Regions from separate parts of the Mus musculus genome. Here region 2 is linked to region 1. A link is a loop called in an ENCODE intact Hi-C map of the cell type or tissue named here. Cell type or tissue: left cerebral cortex. All regions are shown on one strand.

Evidence for each region. Hi-C counts contacts between places; a loop is a spot of excess contacts. Peaks named below come from ENCODE experiments on the same cell type or tissue, not always from the same donor. Only the 100,000 strongest peaks of a DNase experiment are listed, where the experiment ranks them.
Region 2: it touches region 1 in a loop (2.0-fold over the local background); 2 of 42 quality-filtered maps call a loop at or near these places.

The regions. Positions count from the first base shown.
Region 1 is chr2:33,733,201-33,741,200 of GRCm38, forward strand. It overlaps Mvb12b (multivesicular body subunit 12B), which reads right to left. Exons shown (of 10, transcript NM_175184.4): 10 at 1-331. The coding sequence ends at 245. Gm52507 (a long non-coding RNA gene) reads left to right here and starts at 282. Exons shown (of 4, transcript XR_003953788.1): 1 at 282-8,000. In left cerebral cortex, CTCF peaks have their summits at 1,801 (motif pointing left) and 3,680 (motif pointing left); DNase peaks (open chromatin) are centred at 1,786 and 3,682.
Region 2 is chr2:33,555,013-33,563,012 of GRCm38, forward strand. Lmx1b (LIM homeobox transcription factor 1 beta) reads right to left here. Exons shown (of 8, transcript NM_010725.3): 8 at 5,953-8,000. It overlaps Gm39789 (a long non-coding RNA gene), which reads right to left and starts at 499. Exons shown (of 4, transcript XR_866135.1): 1 at 1-499. In left cerebral cortex, CTCF peaks have their summits at 3,450 (motif pointing left) and 4,944 (motif pointing right); DNase peaks (open chromatin) are centred at 791, 3,441, 4,549 and 4,938; H3K4me3 peaks cover 215 bases; H3K27ac peaks cover 559 bases.

The sequences.
Region 1 (8,000 bases):
TCTGGTCACTAACAGCACATACATTAGTCACAATTATGAACAACGGTCCCAGGGAGGCAGGGAAGTCTCAGCGGGCGAGCTGATGACCACACATGACCAAGCAGCTGCCCAGAGTCTCGTGGCCAGTGAGCAGGGCAAGCAGAACGGGCAGGTGAGGGAGGGAGTGACTCTCACCCCAGCCACCCCATCAGTAGTCTGGGCACCGGGTAGGAGATGTCTTCTCCCCCAGGAGGCTGTGGGCTCCTCAGGATTGGGGGATCTGCTGGCACCGGGTAGGGCTGGGTGGGAGTCGAGCTGCTGCGCTCTGCTCGGTGCGGAAGCTGTACTCGTACTGCAAGAGAAGGAAAGAGGCAGAGTCAGACCACAGGATCCTGGAGAAGGCCCCGCTGAGCAGAGGGGAGGCTCCTGATGAGCCTTAGGCAGAGCGACTGCAGGTCAGGCATCCAGGCCTGGAACTAGAGCTGGGATAGTGTTTCATTCTGTATGAAAGTGTGTGTGTGTGTGTGTGTGTGTGTGTGTGTGTGTGTGTGTGTGTGAGAGAGAGAGAGAGAGAGAGAGAGAGAGAGAGAGAGAGAGAGAGAGAGAGAGAACGCAGTGTCCACTACTGGTGCCAATGGCAAGCTCACACGAGAATCTTGTGCCACGCTGAGAGGCTCCAGTTGTGTCTAAAGCTCTCGGAGACAGAGATAGACCGGAGAGTGAACTCCATGCCTGACCAGCCTCTCTCAACCCTCAGGTCCTGGGACCCCTTGCTGTGCAGCACCCATGACAGCCACCTCAGTGACCCGGGGGAGAGGCAAGGGAAGGAAGGGCTTCTGGGCTCTCACAATCCTGCACCCTCTGTAGCCGGATCTCACGGCACCCAGAGCCTTCCTGGTGGGGACCCTCACAGCTACAGGCAGACTAACAGCAACTGGTGATGTGGGAGCCTGCCTTCTGCTGGCCACCCTGCTAGCCTGAGCCAAGAGCCAGTCTATGGAGGACCACTAACCCTTACAGTGCGGATCCTAATTCTATAGAGTAAATTCTGGCAGCAAAAGGCTCCAAGCCCAGTGAAAACTCTGAGAAGACACAAGTGTCTGGGGTGGGAGGGGGCCCTGCCGTGGGGTGGGCTGCAGAACAGGATTTCTTATCCCGGCAGAGGTGAAGAGGGCTTGTGGGATAGCCTGGGGTGCCCTATTAGGCGAGAGGCATTTATGTTAGCGGTTTCCAACCACGTTCAGTAGATCAGAACTGGTGAGCAGTGGGGGCTCTGGAAATGTTTCCAACAGGGAGGAGGTTGATGAACTGCTGTCTTGAGCTCAGTCACTCTGTGTGGACGCCCACATGGTACTCAGCCTGTGGAGCAGAGTGTGGCCAAACTGTAGGAGGAGAAGCTGCAGACCCCAGTCAGGCTGTGTGGCCCAAACAGCCTCATCACACCCCCAAAGGGAGCTGCCCTGAGAAAGAGTAGCTGAGGTCATGACCAAGGAGCCACTCAAGATAGTGCCCATATGACCTGTGAGTCCTGTCTTCCCGTTCTGGATCTTGGTGGACTCACTTCTAAGGTGGGGTACAGCCAGCCAATTCCAAGGGTGGCATAGGCCCTTCCTTGGTGGCAAGCAGTTTCTATTAAACAGCTGGTGGCTACGAGGGGAGCCTATCAGAGCGCCCACAGCTCCCCCTGCCATTTTCCCACCTTCTAGTGACTCTTGAAGGCACAGGACACCATCCCATCAGGCTAACACCATTTTATCAGGCTATAGGCAGCTGTCTACCCAAGACGCTTCAGGCAATGGTCGGCACAACACTGCCACCTGGTGGCTGCTTCGGTGTATGCATGTCAGTGAACAGAAACACATTCCAGCCTCTGTTGGCTTTATCTTACTCTGTTGGGGCTAATGGAGTGGTGGGTGGGAGGAGGAATGTTTGGAGGATGGGGTCATGTTGGGAAGACTATAAAGGCATAAGTCCTGTGGAATCCTTGGTTCCCAGGGCTCATAGTGTGGTGGCAGAGGGGCCCAGGAACCTTCCATATAGTCGAGGACTAACCACCACCTCCTAGGGCAGTTGTACAAGGCATAGGCCCAAGCAAAGGAGCCTTTCCCAGGAAAGAGCGAAACCATGGAAGGGCAGAGATGCGGGGGCGGGGGCTTAATGGTAGAGACTTGAGGGTAGAGGGCCAGGGGCTGTTCCCAATAGAACAAAGGCCTGGGATGTCAGGACAGCAGTTCAGACAGAGAAGGCACAGGCTAGGGAGAGGACAGGGTGTAGTTTTACTGGTGGCTGGGAGAGTCCCCGGGAGGCTGTGTGTGTGTGTGTGTGTGTGTGTGTGTGTGTAGAGGTAGCTGGACCACAGGGACAACAGCCATCATGCAGTCAGAAGACAAAGAGGATAGGTCTATACCCTTGGGGTGGGGGTTGACAGTCCTGGGGGCTGCCTGAGAAGTGACACCTTGGGGTGAGATACAGTAGATCCTGACCTGGAACCTGCAAGGCCTAGGCTAGCTAGGATGAAATTTTGAGTGGTGGTCATAAGTCTGGGGTGGGTCTGAAATATTCATTTTCTAGTGGCTTCTAGGTGACTGGAGTTGGGGTCAGTTCTGAAAGCAAGCCTGACCAATCACATGACCAACATGACCACAGTGATGTAGGGAGGGTTGGAGTGGGAGGGCCAGAGGCTAGACTACGGTGGTCAGGTGGGTGATGGTGAACCACGAGGAGAACTAGGGACAGGCAGGGTAGGGTATCGCACTTTGAAAGCCAGCAGTGATTCTCAGATGAGGGAAGGAAAAGGCTCACATGGTACCAACGCGGTCAGGGCTGGAGATGCTGCCTGAGCTGTTCAGAAGTAGGCCGTGCTGTGCCCAGCTCCCAGGGCAGAAGGAAGCCTGTGGGGCAGTGGAACTTTCTTCATTTAATGCTGTCCGGTTGGCCCCGCCCCAGGATATCCTAGCCTGAGACTGGTGCTGGGCAGATGGGAACTGCAGCTTTCTGGGTAGTGGGTAGGGGAAGCATGGCTGACCAGGCAGTGGGGCCTCCATGTGTGGGGTCAGGGGTCCGTGCCTGTGGTGGCTGGGCATGGGAGCGGGTCTCTGGGAGGGGCAAGGACCTGCCTTCCAGTTCACTGTGAACGCTCCTTTCTTTGCACTCTGGCTTGTAGTGGAGAAGGAGCGGCAAGCACACACTTGCCTTTTCCTGTGCTGCAGCCCAAGCACACGGAGACCCTGGGGGCTGGCACCACGCATGGATCCCTCGGCCCCCGCCCTCTCCCTGGAGCTTTTTCCTTTTTAGGTTATCCTGGCTGGAAAAAGTCACCTCCCCCACTCTTGTTTTCCCTAATTCCCCAAATGAAATTTCAACATATGTCCCCCGACATAATCCCCCTTAGGCTGCGGATAACCTTCCCACAGACGAGGTCCTCCACCGGGGATTCTTCGTCCCCAAAATGTTTGCCCAAGAGACTAGGGCCGCTTCTGGAAGCCCTTTCACTCCCTTGGGCAAACAGAGAGTACCTTTGAAGGTGGATTTGAGCCCAGGCCTGTTTACTCAAGACATTAGTCTCCTGCATAAGGAAAACCTGCACTTGAGTACAAACAGCAAATCCTTTTTGAATTAAAAATATTTTCAATTAAAAAGCATTTGGTGTGCAGAGCCCAGTCCAGCTGAGCAGTGAAGGGCAGGGTGCCCTCTGGTGGACACAGCCTGTCATCGCAACTGTAGTGCTGGCTTGGCCTAGGAAAGAGATATCACTGTCAAAGGCTCTGTAGGGGACTTTCCCAGAGGCCCCAGGACCTTGTAATAGACAGCCTCAGGCCTCTCAGGCAGACAGGTCAGACAGTGGGTCACGGTCTCCACAAGCCCTTGCTCTCAGGAGACTAGCATTGTGTTAGGAGGAGGTGGCAGCATCATAGAGGCTAGGTCACTGCAGCCACCAGGGAAAGGGGTGACTAGCTTCTCCTGCCACTCACAGGGGAGCTGTGGGAGTCACTGGGGTGATCTGTGCCAACACACCCAGCAGTGCTTGTGCCCAAGAGGCCGATATGGGGAAAGCAGCAGCATTTATGAAAGGTCCTGGGTCCTTTTAATGATTGGTAAGGGGAGGCTTGCCTGACTCAGAAGTGCTTGCTGCCTACCAACGGGGCAGTAGTGGGGGTGGGGCTGGCATGCACAGGTTGTACCTGCTCAGGCCCTCGTCCTCTCCTGATTCAGTGCCAGTCACATCCACAGGGGGACAAGGCAGGCAGGAAGGTTTCTTTCTAGCTCTTTACTCTGCAGTCAGGAAGCATGCTGAGGGAAGGATCCAACTTCCTGAGACCCCAGAGTGAGGCAGGACAGTGCTGGTCCTGGCCCAGAGGGGAGCCTGGAGCAAATGCTGAGCTGGACAGGTGTCCATGCCCACCCCTTGATGGGCTGCAGGTGGGAGACATGGGGTCAGGTGACAACCAGAGCCAAAGCAGGTGGCGTGGCAGCAGATCACAGAAGGCCCTGGAGTGTGGGCTAGAATAGCAGAGAGATGGTTCAGGGGTGGAGAACAGTGGAGGGAAGGCTGGGCTTTCACAGATGGCCTAATGCCAGGGCAGAGGGAGTAGTAGAGGCTAGACCAGACAGCCCAGGATAGCTATGAATTCAGTCGAGAACAAAAAAGTAATTTATTAAAACATCATAAAAGTTCACTTACTTTTTTTTTTTTTAAGACAAGGTAGCCTCGGCTCTACATCCACAGAGATCTGCCTGCTTCTGAAGTGCGGTATTAATGGCGCGCACCGCCACCCCCAGCTCGAGGGTTGACATTTGTTGGACCTCAACCACACCATTCTTGAGGATGAGCTTTGTAAACGACTGTGTGGTGAGAGAAGTTGAGGGGCAGGACACAGCAGCCACCCGCCTGCTCTTCAGACCTCCCTTGGGCTATTCCATTATCCCTCACCTCCCAGGCACTGCCACAGCCTGCACTCAAACCTGTGTCCCATTTGTAAATACACCTTAGACCTCAGCCCTTCCTCATCCACAGCTCAGCCTCCAATGAGCCTCCATTCTGCCAGGTGCCCTTTCCACTCATGGGCTCCATGTTCTCCATGCTGTGTCTTGGACCTGGGGTTCAATCCTGGGGAAGGATTGGGGTGGGTCTGCTGTGGGCTGGGCCTGCTGTGGAGCGGGCCTGCTGCACCGCATTTCTGGGATGGGCTAGCTTAGACTTTGCATCTGCCCTCTAACAGGGACTCTAGATATTCCACTTAGCATGCAGGGCTGGGAACGTCTGGACCCATGCAGTCCGCAGGCAACCAAAGGGCTGAATGACACAGAGGGGGAGGACTCTGGGGTCCATGTCTTGTCAATGTTTTCTATGTGAGTCTGTACTGGGTGACAGCAAGGCCCAGCAAGAGTGTCACAGGCAAAGTGGGGGAGCTGGGCTTCTAATGGGGCAGGATGACCAGCGCCACAACAGTGAGCACCCCGGTTCTGTCCTCTCTCCATGTGGACACTCAGCAGAGTCACACGCTACCTGACTCCCATGGAGCGACTGTCAGCCTCCGTGCCTCTCCTGGAGAGAGGTGTACACTTCCCAGCTAGGCAGAGGATGAAGGCTGCCACACCACAGCGGCAGCAATACCACGCTGTCAATGGGGACATTTCATGAAGCAGATGGAAAGCTCTATATCACGACTATTAAAAGCTGAGAGTGAATGACAGGTAGAGGAGCTGCACGGCTGAGAACGGGGGAACAAGCTTCCTCTATGGATACAGAACAGCCTCCCCTTGCTGTGGTCCCACAGGCAGGCACCTGTGGGTGGGGCCTGCTTGCTGGGGAGGCCTGGGATTGGGTGGGTCTGTGGAGATGTATGTGTGTGTGTGTACAGGTGAATGGAAGCCACAGTTGTGGTTGAGATGGCATCTCAGCATTCACCTGGACATTAAAAACTGGGGGGGGGGGCTGTCTGTAATGCTGGAACACACCCTCCTCTACGTCACTGCAGGAAACACCTGAAGAGACGCTGCAGGTCGTGCAATGCCACATGGGGTATCCTGTGGAGGTCCTGCCCCACTCCATCTCTGCTACAATACAGGTGTTTGTCACCTCTGCCTGGCAACTTTTTCTAGCTCTGCTTGGGGAATTGCTGTACTTTAACATGTGGGATTAAAAAGTCCCATAAACCCGAAGAAAAAAAAGTGGAAACCCTCCTCTGAAGGACCTGCGAAAGCCAGCCGCTCACCTTGACTCTGGTTCTGCACATGTAGGAGTGTTGACAATGGAGCCCTGACAGAGAATGCGGACTTGAAGAGCATCTCTGCGGCAGCTACAGTTCCACAGCTCTTTAATTTCAATGCTGCGTGCTCCAGGCCACCATGCCGACAAACTGTGGTAGCCACTCTTAGGTGCTGTGGCCTCCAATAAAACTCAAAAGATGGAGCAGCATTCTCAACCTGTGGGCCATTCCCCCTCCCCCGCAGCAAACCTTCACCTCAAAAAATGTTTACAGTAGGATTCATAACAGTAGCAGAATTACAGTTATGAAGTAGCCATGAGATAGTTTCATGGTTGGGGTCACCCTGACATGAGGAGCCGTAGTAAACCACTGCAGCACTGGAAGGCCAAGGACCACTGCGACAGACACGCCGCAGTCGTTAGAGAACTTACTTCTCTTCCAAGGGAGCTGAGTTTGCATTCCAGCACCCACACTGGGTGGCTCACCATTCATAGCTCCAACTCCATGGGGTCCGATTCTGGCCTGTGAGCGCACCCTCACACACACAGCACACACACACACATACACACACACACACACACACACACACACATACACACACACACACACATACACACACACGCACACACATGCACACACATGCACGCAGATATACAAGAGACAAATACAAAACCGCAAAGAGCCGGGGCGGCACACGCCTTTAATCCCAGCACTTGGGAGGCAGAGGCAGGCAGATTTCTGAGTTTGAGGCCTGGTCTACAGAGTGAGTTCCAGGACAGCCAGGGCTACACAGAGAAACCCTGTCTTGAAAAAACAAAACAAAGCAAAACAAACAAAGCCACAAAGACAGTGTGGGGGGCTGGGGGGTGGGAACTCAGAGCATGGTGGGGGAAAACACAGCCATGTCCACAGGTGACTGAAAGCGGCCCTGAGAGGCTGCACCCATCCCAGTGAGATTATGCGGGAAAGAGAAACACAGGGCCAATTCTCAAACAGGAGAAAAGACAAACACGGGTAACGTAACGCCACTAAAGAGGCCTGGGGACCTGGAAGGGCCAGCTGAGGGAAGGGGTACACCAGGAAGGGGACAGGTGCTACACTACACGAGCGGTCAGGGTGGTGTCTGGGCTGCTGGTCTGTGGGTAAGGTGACAAGGACAGCGACATTACTGTTGCTTCAGTTCAGGAGAGGCCTGCTCCAGAATCTCAGCCAGCACTGGGAGCGTCCTCTATACATGCGGCAGATGAGAAGGCGCAAGCAATGGCCCTGCTGACAGAAGTCACAGCGACACACAACACCCAGCCATGTCCTGAAAACCAACAGGAGGGGCTGGGCATGCGGCTCAGTCGGCACAGATCTGGCCCTGCACACACTGGGCCTAGGTTTGATCCCCTGCACTGTAAAAACCCGGCATGGTGCTACCTATAACCCAGCACTGGGAAGTAAAGACAAGGGGACCGGAAGTTGAAGGTTATCCTCAGTTAGATACAGAGTTTAAGGGCAGCCTGGGCTACTTGAGACCCCATCTCAAAAGAACAGCAGAAAGAAACACACGAGAATTCATTAAAGAGAACCCTTTGGTTTCCCACTGGCCAATACACAAAGACCCGGGTGGACATGCGTGTAAAACGCCAGCCACCCTATCACCCGTGATTCTGTGCAGTCTCACAAAAAAAACCTTGGGGAGAGGTGTAATGGTCCCTTTAGGGCTGGGCTCTCCAGGGTCTCATTCTCTGTGGGTTCCACGCTTGGTGGTTCTTGTTATTACTGCAAGGAGGAGTTTCCCTGATTGGGAGATGTCAGGCCCCTCCC
Region 2 (8,000 bases), 180 kb before region 1:
ACTCCTTCACCTCCTGAAAGTTATCCCCTGACCTCCATAGCTATACTGTGGCACACCCCGGCACAAACACAGGTGCCTACAAAGTAAACACGATCATGAAATATACACATGAAGAAACTGAGCGCTGACAGACTGGTTCATGTCTGACCGCAGCACTCCAGAGACAGGCCTTAAGGCCAGCCTGGACTACATTGTTCAAATCTGTCTTAAACAAACAAACAAAACCAAAGAAACATCTGGAGTCTGTGTATTATAGCATCATCTATACAAAACTCAAAACCAACGGTGACTGAGCCACATATCAATCAGTTTAAGTGATCAGGAAGTTGGTTTCCCCACCCCCATTCATAGCTTTAAAGAAAACTTTAATGGATTCTTTGTGGATTTCACATCATGCACTCCAGTCCCACTCATCTCCCTGTCCCCCCTCATATCCACCCTTCACCCTGCAACCTCCCTCCAAACAACACACTCACACACACACACACACACACACACACACACACACACACACACACACACCACCACCACCACCACCACCACCACCAACAACAACAACAAAGAAAGCATAAAAAAAAATCTCATCATGGAAGCTGTGGTGTCACTGTATATCCCTCTGTCCACACATCTTCATTTGCAAATGTTCACTGCAGTGAGTCATTGGTCGTGTTTGAGATCTCTGGCATCTGTCACGCCATCCATACTGGATCCTCATCAGGACTCCTCCCAGTTATCCTGTCGTCGCCCGTGTCATGGAGATCCTGCAGCTTTGGATCCGCAGAACCGGCCCTTTCAGGCATTCCAACCGCTCACAGATGATATGGATTTTGAGGTGGGCCAACTCAGAGCCCTGGAGCCAAGCCTGGGTGGTGGCTGGGCTGGCCAGCTCACTGGCTCTCCTGTGTCTGCACCACCAGGCAAGCTCTCCAGCACTGCTCTGGCCAGGCCACCCAATGCTGTCACGGGCAGGGTCAGTTTCCCTGCTCTCATGGCCTCCAGGGCAGCTCACTTCAGCTCCAGCTCCACTCTGCTGCCCAGTCAAGGTGCTGGGCCCACTCTGCCAAGTGCTGTGCCTGTGAGGGGCAAGGCCCACTCTCCCACTGACACCCTCAAGGCTGGCTCTCCAACGCCTTCGCCATCAGGGCCAGCTCCACTGTGCTGCACAGGCTAGGTGCAGGGCCTGCTCTCCTGGTCTCGTGACCCCAGAGCCAGCTCTCCCTGTTACTACAAGTGGCAAGGGGGTGAAGGTGAGGGCATCACCCCCTCACTCACACCATCTCACACCAAAAGAGCTGTGGGGCTGGTTTTCCCATGCTCCCCCTGTCAGGGCTGGTTCACCTGCACCCTCACCATCTGCTCTGCTGTGCTGTCCACGTGAGGTCCAGGGCCTGTTGTCTCCAGTGCTGCGGCTGGGGAGGGTCAGGGCTAGCTCTCCTGATGGCCAGCGGTGGCAATGGGTGGGTGGGAAGCGTCACCTTTGCGCCTGTGCAACCTCGTGGCAGGTGAGTGGTGGAGTCAGTTCTCTCAGATTCTCAGGGCTGTCTCACCCACATCCCTCCCCAGCAAGGCAACTTCCACTGTTCTGCCCGGGTGAAGCACAGAGCCCACTCTGCCTAGTGTCGCCAGCTGTGAGAGATGGCACCAGCTCTTCACAGTGCTACATCCAGTGAGGGGCAGGCCAGTTATGCACAGCCCTTGGACATCCAGGGACTGCCATGACCAGGGACACTCCCATGGTCTCTAGTGGTAATGTGAGCCATGCACATCGACACTGACCACTGCCTCTGCATAGCCATGCACTCAGACGTGGCCCTCAGACGCAGCTTGGGCTGGACTTCACCATGGCCCCAGATGGCGGGGCTGGTCGTTGACAGCAGGCTCCTCCTGTCTACCCTTGAGTCTCCAGTTCCACCTCTCTCCATAATGCTCAAGCTGCTCCACTTCTTTCTCTCGCCCATCTGACCACCACATACGTGCACACTGCGGTGGCTTTTGTTGCAGGATGGCCACATGGCTGGTGAGGCCCTGCGTGTCATCCTTCATTGGTGCTGTGTGGCATAGCAGCAAGCGGGTGTCTATGTTCCACATGTGCTGTGCACTAGAGGGGAGGTCTGTGGGTGGTATGGTGGTCCATAGGTCTCCGTCTGTCTTCCTCCTCCTGCACTGTGTTACCTGTATTCATGAGTCTGGGCTCCAGAAGCTGCCCTGCTCCTCAGGAATGCCAAGTTGTAGAAACTATGGGGCACTGTCTGTCTTCCATTCTTGGCACTGCTTGATCACACAGGTGTCCCAGGAATTGTCACTCTAGCTCTGTGACCTTGAAGAGGCTCCTCTGCCTCACAGAACGTCAGTATCTTCATCTATACAATGGGGGTCTCAAGGCTACTCTGAATGGGAGTTAAATGAGATAATACCCAGAGACTGACTCATGAGCAGAGGAGCCATCACTACTGTGATTGCCATGGTCATAGGTGTTATTGTTCTTCAGAGTTTGGTCAGGCATATTATAAAGCAAAGCAGCCAACCCACATTCTCCACTAACATTGGCTGCATAAGAAGCAGCCTTCCACAGATGCAGGAGCAAGGACCCTGTTCCGTGCAGATGCTCATGGCCGTGACAGCTGAGATGGCAGAAACCTCTTGTAGAAATGCTGTCTTTTGTCTGCTGTACATGCCCACCACCCATGCCCATAACCCGTTTCCTTTTGGCTGTCTTTGGATTTTTGAGCGCGCGCGCGTGTGTGTGTGTGTGTGTGTGTCTCATTATGTAGTTCAGGATGGCTTTGAACTTACTATGCAGTCCAGGCTCGTTTCAGACTCACAGTCTTCCTGCCTCAGCTTTCTGAGTTCTGGGATTACAGGAGTGTGGCATTCAGCTTTGGAGTACACCAGGGCTCCCAGCTGAGGGTGGGGAGAGGTGGCTCAGTTGGTAAAGTTGTGCATAGGTGTGAAGACCTGGGGTTGATCCCGAAACCTACACAAAGTTGGGTGTGGTGGTGTGTGCTGTGAACCCAGCCCTGGAGAGGCAGAGACAGCCCTGGGAGTCTCTCTCCAGCCAGCCTAGCCTAATCAGGCAAGCCCCAGGGCAAAAAGAGACCCAGTCTCAAAAAACAAGATAGTGGCACACACCTTAAATCCCAGCACTCGGGAGGCAGAGGCAGGTGGATCTCTGAGTTGAAGAGCCAGTAATGACTATGTAATGAGACCCAGTCACAAACAAACAAAACAAACAAAAACTCACAACAAAACATTGTGGGGTGGGGTGGGGTGGGGTGGCGTGCACTGAAAAAATGGCACGAATATCATGGGCCTCTACTGCCCAACGCTTATTCTCCCCACTGGCCATCCTCAGGACCCTTAGCAATCCCTTCTGCAAGCATTGAGAGCCCAGCTGGCTAGTCTGTGGACGATGGCCTGCCTGACTCCCGAGTGCCACCTTGTGGCCTGATGTGTGACTGCAGGGTTCATGTAGAAATTCTGGCTGGTCAGTCTTGGGGATTTAGAAGCTAAATAGAGGGAAATAGAGGAAGAAGAGAGTGGGATGGTGTCCACAGAGAGCCATGTGGGTGCTCTGTCACATGGGCACACTGCTCGTGCCAGATCAAGGCATGGATAATACATATTCTTCATCTAGGGAATGGGCACCGGCTTCATTTCTTCTCTGTTCCATTTGCGAGAGTAAACATTTCTTGGTTCTATATAGTAGTTCACAGTTCTATATAGTAGTTCACAGCTGACCTAATTTACTCTGCTGGTTTGGAGACAAGGACATCCAAGTTGTCCTTCCTTTCCTGTCTGACCCTGGCACCACTCAGAGTCTCCATTTTTGACTCTCAGACTCCAAGGTCATTGGGGTTTGCCCCACTGCCATGCCTCTTGTGGCTCCTGCTTCTGATCCTCAACTTGCTCTTCCATCTTCCTAGATATCCTTGTCGGTCTCTGTCTTGTCCATTCCTCTACGACCACTCTGGGATGCTCAGCCCAAGTGTTTTCTCTTCCAGGAGGGTTTCCCTGGAGTCCCAAGCCCTGGGGCGATCCCTCCCCACTTTGAGTCACTTATGTCTTTTGAGTGACTGCTCATGCTTGACCCAGGAGACCTGGGTCACAGAAGAAAGAAGATAGAGATGAAGGAAGGCTCAACCCCTCTCCCTCCAGCTCCAGCCAATTTCACAAGATCTCAAAGCAGTGAGTGGGGTCAAGGTCTGCTTGAGGACGCTGAGAAGCCATCAGCCTGCAGGACCGGGACCTTTGAGGAGAGCACTCCCCCTCCCCGTCTTACTCCCCAGTCCATGTCTTCATCTGGACGGGGTGGGGGTGGGGGTCGGGGGATGCAGGTGACAATGAGGCAGTGGATTAGCTCAGCCCCCACCCCCACATTTTTTAGTGACAGGATTTTAGACATTGCTCTAGGCTACAGGGTTGGCAGCCCACTGTTCTTGAAGAATAGAACATGGACGCCCCTCACCCCTCCCTCCATCGTCCCTCCTCCAGTTCCAGCTTGGAGCCCAGCCACCAAGGCTCTGTTTAGTCCTGCCTCCGGAGCTGTGCAGTTTGGACCATGTGACTTAGGTTTCCCGGAGTCTTGTGAGGCACGCTGAAGGTAGGAGATTCCCTACCTCCAGGTGTCTGGACTGACCTTGGAGGATCTTGTCCTAGGACCAGAAACAGTGGGCCTGGAAGAGCAGCTGAGTTTTCGGTGTGGGGGTGGGGTGGGATTGGCAAGGCTCAAATGTTGTGATTCAAGCTGCTTTCCTGTCTAGATTGTGTCCTCCCGTTTGCTTCATCATACTGAGCTATCACCTCCTCTCCTGGGCCTCGGTGTCCCTTCTGAAGCCCAGGACCCTGCCTTTTAGGTTACATACAAACGAAGAAAAGGCATCTCCGAAGTTGCTTAGCAGCCAGTTACCCAGCAGAGGTTGTGGAGAGGCAGTCCCCTAGGGGGCGCTGGTGCTCACCGGCAGAGTGAGAGGTCTCATGGTGGCTCTCAGGTGGTCCTGACAGCCACAGTTGAGGCTCTGTTGGGTTTTGTCCCCTGGCTGACCTGCCCATCAGTGCTCCAGGCAGGAGACCCCATGCTTGTCTTCTGGATCCTCAGGGGCCCAGCTGTGGTCTGTGTCACCTCATTTGGGGTCATCTCTGGTATGCTCAGCTCACATGCCTCAGACTAAAGACTGCCCCATCCCATCTTCGCCCTTTGTACACACAATGACCAGGGGGCCTAGATATTTCCTGAATACCTTGAGAGTCTGGACTTCTCTTGCTCACCACAGGTACCACCCTGGTCAAAGCTGCTGTCACCTCTCACCTCAGAGACCCAGCTGACCTCCCTGACCCCATTCAGTTCACCTAAGCTAATCATATATTTCTGCTCAGCAGAGTCCTTCTCCTGGCCCCGCCTTAGCTACCTTTCTGGTCGCATTCTGCCTCCTCCGAGGTTTATAAGCCTGGACCATCCTCAGACATCCTTCTCACCCCCGGGCTCTCTCCCCAGCTAGGTAACTTCAGATCTCAGCTGAATGGCTTCTTCTAGGAAGTCTTCCCTGATTCCCACCCCCATGAGACCAGCTGCCCCAGGACCAAGGCTCTATTACATGTCACCTGAACTACATCAGGTTTTCTACACCCTTGGAGGTGACCATCTCTTCCTTCATTCTCAGCCTGGTTGACACTGAAAGAAGCCCCCATAGGCAATGGCTGCCTCAATGAAGGGATGGGTGTTTTGGGTGATTGGACAGAGGGCACTGGACATGGATGACTGTGTTGGACTCAAGGCTGAGATGGCCAGGGCTGAGGCAAGGAGGGAAGGAGAGGGGATTGGTTATGAGGTAGAGTTGGGCAAGACCCAAACCCAGTGTCCATGACTTATCGCCCTGTCAGTCACAGGGCGGTCCAGTAGTGTCACGGGCAGCTCCCGCTTAGACCCAAGCCCCATCCCCAAGGAGGGGCCACACAGGAGTGTACAGGTTGTTTATTTACAAATATACCAACATCTTGTCTTTTTTTCTTGCTGTTTCCATTTTCTGCTTTTGTGGGAAGAGGCAGAAGGTGAGTGGAAGGCGGGGGTGGTGATGTGGAAACGCTAATAAATAATTTAACAATGACAAGTTATTAAATAAAATGTGTGTGGGGATGGCAGGCGGGCAGTCTGTACAAGGTAAACGGAAAGAATACGATGGGTGGCCTGGCCCCAGTCCAGCTGCAACAAACGCCCTCCAAGCGGGACCCCAGGGCAGGGCAGCAGCCCAGAGACCATTGGCAATTGCCCCTGTCAAGGGCCACATGTTGAAGGGTCCTTCCTGTCTCCCTGCTCCCAGGCCATGTGTGAGCCTCCTTGTTTCGGGTGTGAGTGTGTGCGCACGTGTGTGAGTGTGCTGCCCCTTCCACGCATCGGTCAGCCCTGGGCTGCAGCGTCCCCCTGGTCCTAGGGGTGCCCAGAGCTCTGAGTCCATCTTCCCCTGCTGAGCGGGGGGGGGGGGGGTACAATCAGACAGACAGGGAGGTGGTCTCACTTCAAAGGGATGTCCCTAAAGGAGGAGAGGCTGCCCTTGAGCTGGATCTCTTATGTAAGGGCAGTTTCTCAATGCCCACCTGCCACTAAGGAAGCCTCCATAACAGCAGGCTGTCTGTGCCACCCCTTGGTCTGACTCTCACCCCTGGTGTGGTGTCTGTGTGTGGGGCCTCTTCTGAGTCTCTGAGGACAGCAGAGAGAAGGGAAGCCTCATGGAATGAATCTACAGATAGGGCCCTGGCTGGGACAAAGCTCAGGTTCTTGTCACTCCTGTGTGACACCTGGACAGGCTCCTTCCTCTCTGCCTGAGCCTCAACATGCCACACCCCCAGCCAGGAGGTGGAACTTGGATTTTCTCTCTCAATTTCTACCTCATTCTCCCATATCCCTCTGCCCTTTCAGGCTGCAGGCTAGCCCCACCCCCCACCTTCAACCCTCCACCACTGCCTCCTTCCAGCCTCAGTTCCAGAAGCCTGAGTGTGCTATCTAACAAGGTCTGGGCAAGATCAAAGGCTGTCTCTTCCCACGGGACAGAAGCCCTTGTCCCTGCAGCAGCCATGTTGTCTCAGCAGGGCAGCAGGCCACAGCCGTGGTGAAAGAATGCTGAGAGTGGCTGCCAGGGCATCTCTGGTGTGGTGGCTGGGGGGACCCTCCTCTGGCAACTTAGAAGTGATAACATCTTCTGGCTTGGGGACACCAGCATGGCAACAGCAGAGGCCAGGGCTGGACTCGGTTTGGAGGACCCTTGGGGTCAGCAGGTGTGGTGAGAACGCATTGGTCCCTGGTGGTGGTGGTGGGGTGCATATGTGAGACAGAGATGGGGACAGACCTAATGTCCTCTCCTCATCTGTGGCTCTGTCACTACGTTGCTGTGAAGCCTTGAGCACATCCCAGCTCTTCTCCTGTCTCAGGTTTCTCAGCAGCGACACAGTCTACTGGATTGCATCTCCCAACTTAAAAAGTGGATGAGAGTAGGCCCGGGTTCCTGGAGCTCCTATTTACCCTGGGTCTGCCCGGAGTATGCACTGTACCATTCAGCCAGGGGCCTGTGCCAGAGGAGGCAAGGGCGAGCCACACAAGCAGCTAGCTCAGGACCACACCTTCAGCATGGAGGATAGTGATAGAATGGGGGACACGGGAGGGCTGTGCTAGCTGCTCTTCCCTGCTGACTCCATATTGTGACATCTGGGTGGGGCTAAGGGGGTCTGAGGTCTCCCCAGAGACAGGAAATTAACCCACGCAGCTTAACTAACCAGGCACAGGAGCCCAAAATGGCGGGCGACAGAGAGATACTCATCCTGCCGTGCTCACAGCTAGAGCTCGGCAGACATCAGGACGGGTGGGTTGGTGGGTGAGGGGTGGCTAGGAGTCTGCGTTAAATGAATGGCAGCCTTCTCCTGGGCTTCTGGCCTGGAACACAGTGCTTGCCAGAGGTTGGGGGGTGGTGTGCGGGGGGGGGGTGACAAGGAAAGAACCACGGCTGCTTCAGCTT